Regions from separate parts of the Homo sapiens genome. Here region 2 is linked to region 1. The links are chromatin contacts, found by Hi-C in ENCODE. All regions are on one chromosome and are shown on one strand. Each heading gives the region's core, a stretch centred on a gene start or an enhancer-like site at or near the end of the contact. The rest is flanking DNA. Distances are from core to core; before and after follow the strand shown.

Region 1 (2,700 bases), core at 40-2,539:
GCTCAGGCCTATAACCCCAGCACTTTGGGAGGCCAAGGTGGGAGGATTGCTTGAGGCCAGGAGTTCAAGACCAGCCTGGGCAACATAGTGAGACCCTGTCTCTATTTAAAAAAAAAAAAAAAAGAATGAGGAAACAGGGTGAAAGGGGAATTGTTCAAGATTACTGGGAAAGTCACTATCTATCCACTCACCAACCATTTCAAGTTATTTTCATCGGGCTCTCTCACAAGGGCCTGCAGAGGAAGGAGCAACACTGAGTTGAGGAGGGGAAGGTTAATTTCATTGCTTAAGCTCTGCCAAGATTATCTAAGTGTTTGGTGATTGCTATGTGCTTTAAGAAAGGCAGCCAAGGGGCCGGTGCTGTGGCTCACGCCTGTAATCCCAGCAGTTTGGAAGGCCGGGGTGGGCAGATCACGAGGTCAGGAGATTGAGACCATCCTGGCCAACATGGTGAAACCCCGTCTCTACTAAACATACAAAAATTACCCGGGTGTGGTGGCGCAAGGCCGAGGCAGAAGAATCGCTTAAACCCAGAAGGTGAAGGTTGCAGTGAGCTGAGATCGGGCCACTGCACTCCAGCCTGGCGACAGAGGCACCATTTCAAAAAAAAAAAAAAAGAAAGGCAGCCAGGGTTATGCAGAGAGCCCTCATCTAGTTGGCAGGAGCTGCAGACCCCCACTCCAGTTGAAAGACATTGTCAATACTTAATTACTTTGGGAGAGTCCTTTCCTCTTGCTGGCCCTCAGTTTTCTGACCACAGGTGCCTTTGAGTCCTAATGGTAATAAAAGACCAATAGGTGAGAGACTGGAGTGGGAGTGCTGTTGACCACTGGCTCATGGGAATGAGTTATTTGCTTCAAACTAAGTCTGCAAATTACTGTTTGCCTTGAGATTCCGCACGTAGTATTTTTCCAAAGCAAGGCAGCACTCAGTTATCTGAGTTTCAACTTAAGGTCAAATCCCAAAGTTTTGGGGTCATTATTCTAGAAAAGCAAACACGAGGTTAGGAACTTTGAGGATTCCTGAGTGGCTGTATTCATTTCCATCTCCCGCGTAAATTAACGGACTAGGGCCCGCTTTGGCCCTCAACAAAGATGGCACCCGCCCTCGCCTCTCCCTAAGTGCCCTCACAAAAAATGGCAGCCGGCCTTTTTTTGTCTCTTATTTTTGCTTGGCTTAAGCACGGATGCTTTGCCCTTAGTTAAGATGGCACCTATCCCCGCTTCCCTGCCCGTCCTCTGGCGCCAGCCGGTCGGCTTCACTGCGTGCGCCTCCGTGACCCCGCCTCGTTTCCGTAGGAAGAAGCGCCGGGAAAGATGGCGGCGTCTGTGGTTTGAATTCCAGCGGCGCCGCCAGAGTCTGAACAAGAGCTGGGGTGGAGGGGGCGGGGACCTGGGGAGCCCGGCGGGTCGCTATCGCGGGGGGTACTAGTGGCGCCGCCGCCACAGACACCAACGCTGTCGCCACCTCTGTAGCCATGATGGACTTGGTGTTGGAAGAGGACGTCACCGTCCCTGGGACGCTCAGCGGCTGCAGGTGCGGCCGGGGCATTGGTGGTCGTGGTAACCGGGCCGGGGTTCCAGCTGGTGGGATTTCGTTCTAACGCGGCCTTGGGGTTTGCTCTTGAGGGTGTCTGGCCAGGGGCAGTGTGTGGGGTGGGTTCCTTCGGAGAGGGTCTCTGGGGGGCCCACCACCTGACACTCTGGAGGGCTGGGAGCCGCGACCTGCACCACAATTGCCAGTAGCATTGCGCCATGTACTTTGTAGAGCGTGTGAAGAACAGGTAAGGAGTTTTCTGAAAGAGTAGGACGAGGGTGGGGCCACTTGGAGTATCCCGTTAGTGGGGATTGGTGGAGAACAGGGACCTTGAGGGCACCTGATGGTTCCTTCTGGTTTGAGAGTTTGTTTTCATTATGGAGAGAGTGTAGCCGGTATGCCCAGACTTTGCTTTTTGGGTCACATAGTGGCCACCCAGGAGGCAATGGAGTGCAATGATTAAGAACCTTGGCTAGAGTTGGACAAAACTGGATTCAAATCCAGCCCTGTAAACTGACTAGCTGTGTGACCTTGGTAAAGTGATTTCACCGGCTTTCCCATCTGTAAAATGGGCTAGTAATATCCACCCAACAGAGTTGGGGTGAGGATTAAAAGAGGTGATGCCTGTCGAGCCATTTGCTTGGCAGGTGTAGTGCCTGCCACATAATCAGTGCTTAAAAAATGATCTTGTGTTGCCATTAGTGTCATTATTACTACTGTCATCAAAGGTGATATGAATCAGGGAATAATGGCCAAGAGTGGCCTCCCATGGACCTGCCCCAAGAGACTGTGGGAGTCCCCATTGCTGGTGGAGCTGGGGTCTGGTAGGAAGGCCTAACAGAGCGCAACTCTGCTCCACGGCTGGCCCCTGTGGTTGTCCTAGACTCCTGGTTGGAGAGTGAGTAGAGGGAAGAGGAGGAGAGCCCTGACGGAGAACCTGCACTGTTTATCCAGCTCTACTATGGACAAGCTGCTGCTTTTAGTCAACAGATCCTAATTGAAAGGGTGACCATGTTATTTATTGTGCTAACTGGGACACTTAAGAGTGAAAAGAGCCAGGTGCGGTGGCTCACCTGTGTAATCCTAGCCCTTGGGGAGGCCGAGGTGGGCCGATTTCTTGAGCTCAGGAGTGTGAGATCAGCCTGGGCAACATGGTGAAATCCT
Region 2 (2,700 bases), core at 82-2,581, 2.8 Mb after region 1:
CCTGACATGAGGCAATGTTTCCCTGGCCTTTATATTTAACAGAACTTGCCTGGCTGTTTCCTTGCCACCAGGGAGCTGCTGTTATAATCCCCAGAGTTCTTCCTCTCCAGACTCTCACAATCCCATTATCCTCCTGCCTGGAGAGACAAGCTCATCTGACAACACTGCCAGCACAGAGACTCATGTGGATGTATTAAATTCACCACCTGGTGACTATAATTAAGATTCCTCTCCTTTGATTTATTTTGGTTGGGGGAAAGAAATCATTTAAGTTCTTGGAGGTGCAGATAAGAGATGATATATGTCCCAACTATTTCCATGATAGTAACACTTCCTGCCGCTAACACAGATGGAAACCCAACTTCAATCACATCCATACTTGACTACCCGTAGCGGAGGAATGATGAGGTGGTAGAGGGAAAAAAAGAAGAAAAGAGAAGTAGTCCAGAGGAAGGAGATAATGAGAAACATGCATGATATTTCTGGGAAAGAGATTTAAACCAAAGAAAGACGCACATCTGCTTGATACACAGAATTGTCTTTTCCAACTGAGAATGCAGCCCCTCTTTTCAATCAGTTGAAGAGTCGGATATCACCTTGAAGATGATCTAAACCAGGAGTTCTTATCCTGATATCTGGAGGTAGACTTGTAGGGAAATTACGAACTTCCGGACATTGAGGAGGGCAGTAAAAGTACCTAGCTTTCCTCAGTCTCTTAAAGCGGTCTAATGACTACAAAGACATTAACAGACCCAGTCAAATCCCCAAATTTTAAGTTAAAGATATTTAAATCCAGAGAGATAAGGAACTTACCCAAATTCATACTGCTGGTTTATGTCACAGGTAAAACCAGCACACAAGTTTCCTGACTCTCGTATTTGGCCCATTTCATCTTAGCGCTTGTCTGCACACCTGTTAGCAGGAGGCTCTGTGATTTGCTCTATATTCTAATCAGAGCCCCATAACAACTCCTGGAGGTGGACAAAGCAGGTGTAAGTAATGCCTTTCGATAGAAGAGAAAAACAAGCTCAGAGCAACTCAGGCAACTCATTTATTCAAGATGAACTTAGTAGCCCTAAATTGGTGTGGCTTCAGGGATCATGATTCTAATATCTCCTTCAGTCAACAACAGATCCTTACACCCTCAGGTGTGCTGCTCCCCAATCTCCAAGCCTGCACAAGTGTGGGTGTGGCTTCAGAGTACTGGGCCAATCAGACTATGTCACTCTTCCGGTGACTTTGACCCAAGGTGTGAGCACATGGTCCAAGCTGAGCCAATCAGAAACCTCATCTGGATTTTGGTTTTAAACTGAAATTGAAAGTGAGTTCTTGATCTCTGGTAAATGATTGAGGAAGTGACACCAAATGAAATGATTGCTGCATAGAGAGGGCTAGGAGAATAAGACTGGCAGAGCATGGATGAGGGAAATGGACAAAAACAAAAACAAAAGTCTTTTAACATAAATCCTTTGGTCTTTTTTCCTCAAGGCTTACTTTTCCATCACTTCCTTATCTATGCAATATCCTAGTATACTCCTAATAATTCTTTTTTGGGAGGCGGTGAAGTAGAGGAAAATGCTTGGATAAACTACATTCAGGGAGATATGCTATTTGCACCTGAGTTCTGCCTAACAGAATGCCTAAGTGTTAGTCAGCTGGCTTAAGCCCAGGCCATCGCCCTTGGACTCAGTCTCTTTGAGAAAGCCTTCAGTGTTACTTTCTACAGCCACTTACATACCTTCACTGTCAGCAGGAAGATGTCTGGGGGAATTGGCTTACCACTAAATGCAGGACCCCGAGGAATAGCGCGGCTCTCTCTTCCTTCTAATCTCAAAGTTAAGAGGAAGGTTTCTTATCCCTTTTCTTTCTCTCTTTATTTCTTTCTCACTTCCTCTCTCCTTATACTGGCTCCCTGGCATCTTTTACTATCCGTGGAGTTCTGATGCCCCCTGCTGCTGACTGCAGGCTGCTGGCTGCTAACTGCAAGAAACACAGGTTTCCCTGGTTGCAGGCTCTGTGTTGGTTGTCTGTGCTAGTTCTTCCGCCTCTCATTATGTTTTCCTCTTATGTGATCTAATACTCTGGCTGTGTTTTCTCACCGTCTTTCTGTGCCACTTGTATCTTTTCCCCCACACCCTCGTCTCAACATCTTTCTCATCACCTCTTTCCTCTTTCAGTTTCAGTTTTAGACTTCGTTCTCTCTGCTGTCATCTGTGTCTCAGTCTATTCTTGAATAGACTGGTTCCCTGCATCTTGAATTCCTGGTTCCTGCATCTTGATCTGTGTCACTGACTCAGCTTCTGTTGCACAACCTCACCCACTCATCAGTGGAATTTTTTTTGTTTTTGTTTTTTCACAGAGAGACTTGCCACATGTTCCTCTCATTGTCCTAAGATAATTTAACAAGCAGGTGATTAGCCTTAACTGAATAGGCAGGGTGGTTAGCTCTTTGCACAGAAAGTTCTTACAAGTAAAAATAAAGCATTTTCCAGGGTTCTAGAAAGTTAGATTTCTTCCACAGTTTTGTGTAATATTTGGCTTTTTTTTTTTCTTTCTGAGGTATAGGATTTTAAAATTTATACCTGGTGGGAACTAGAAGTGGGGAGGAGGTGAGTATTGGAAATCTCTGCGGCGAGTTCTAGATTGGAGAAGGGAGTTCTGGAAGTTATGGTTCCAGGGCTCCCTGTGAGAGGGCAGTGC

The links. Hi-C counts contacts between places; a loop is a spot of excess contacts on that map. Pooled maps may share reads with other maps.
Region 2: a pooled map shows a loop between it and region 1 (12-fold over the local background). The contact joins the enhancer-like site here to the promoter of CDK5RAP2 in region 1. A Hi-C loop is called at or near these places in 4 of 50 pooled maps.

The regions. Positions count from the first base shown.
Region 1 is chr9:120,578,756-120,581,455 of GRCh38, reverse strand. CDK5RAP2 (CDK5 regulatory subunit associated protein 2) reads left to right here and starts at 1,289. Exons shown (of 38, transcript NM_018249.6): 1 at 1,289-1,536. The coding sequence starts at 1,478. RefSeq lists enhancers at 1,072-1,201, 1,055-1,617.
Region 2 is chr9:117,782,607-117,785,306 of GRCh38, reverse strand. All of the region lies in intron 2 of LOC105376244 (a long non-coding RNA gene), which reads right to left. Among named protein-coding and RNA genes, the nearest start is that of TLR4, 80 kb to the right of the region's middle. Within about 2 kb of position 1,331, at least 17 of the 41 ENCODE cell types and tissues checked have a DNase peak (open chromatin) inside an H3K27ac peak, as active enhancers do.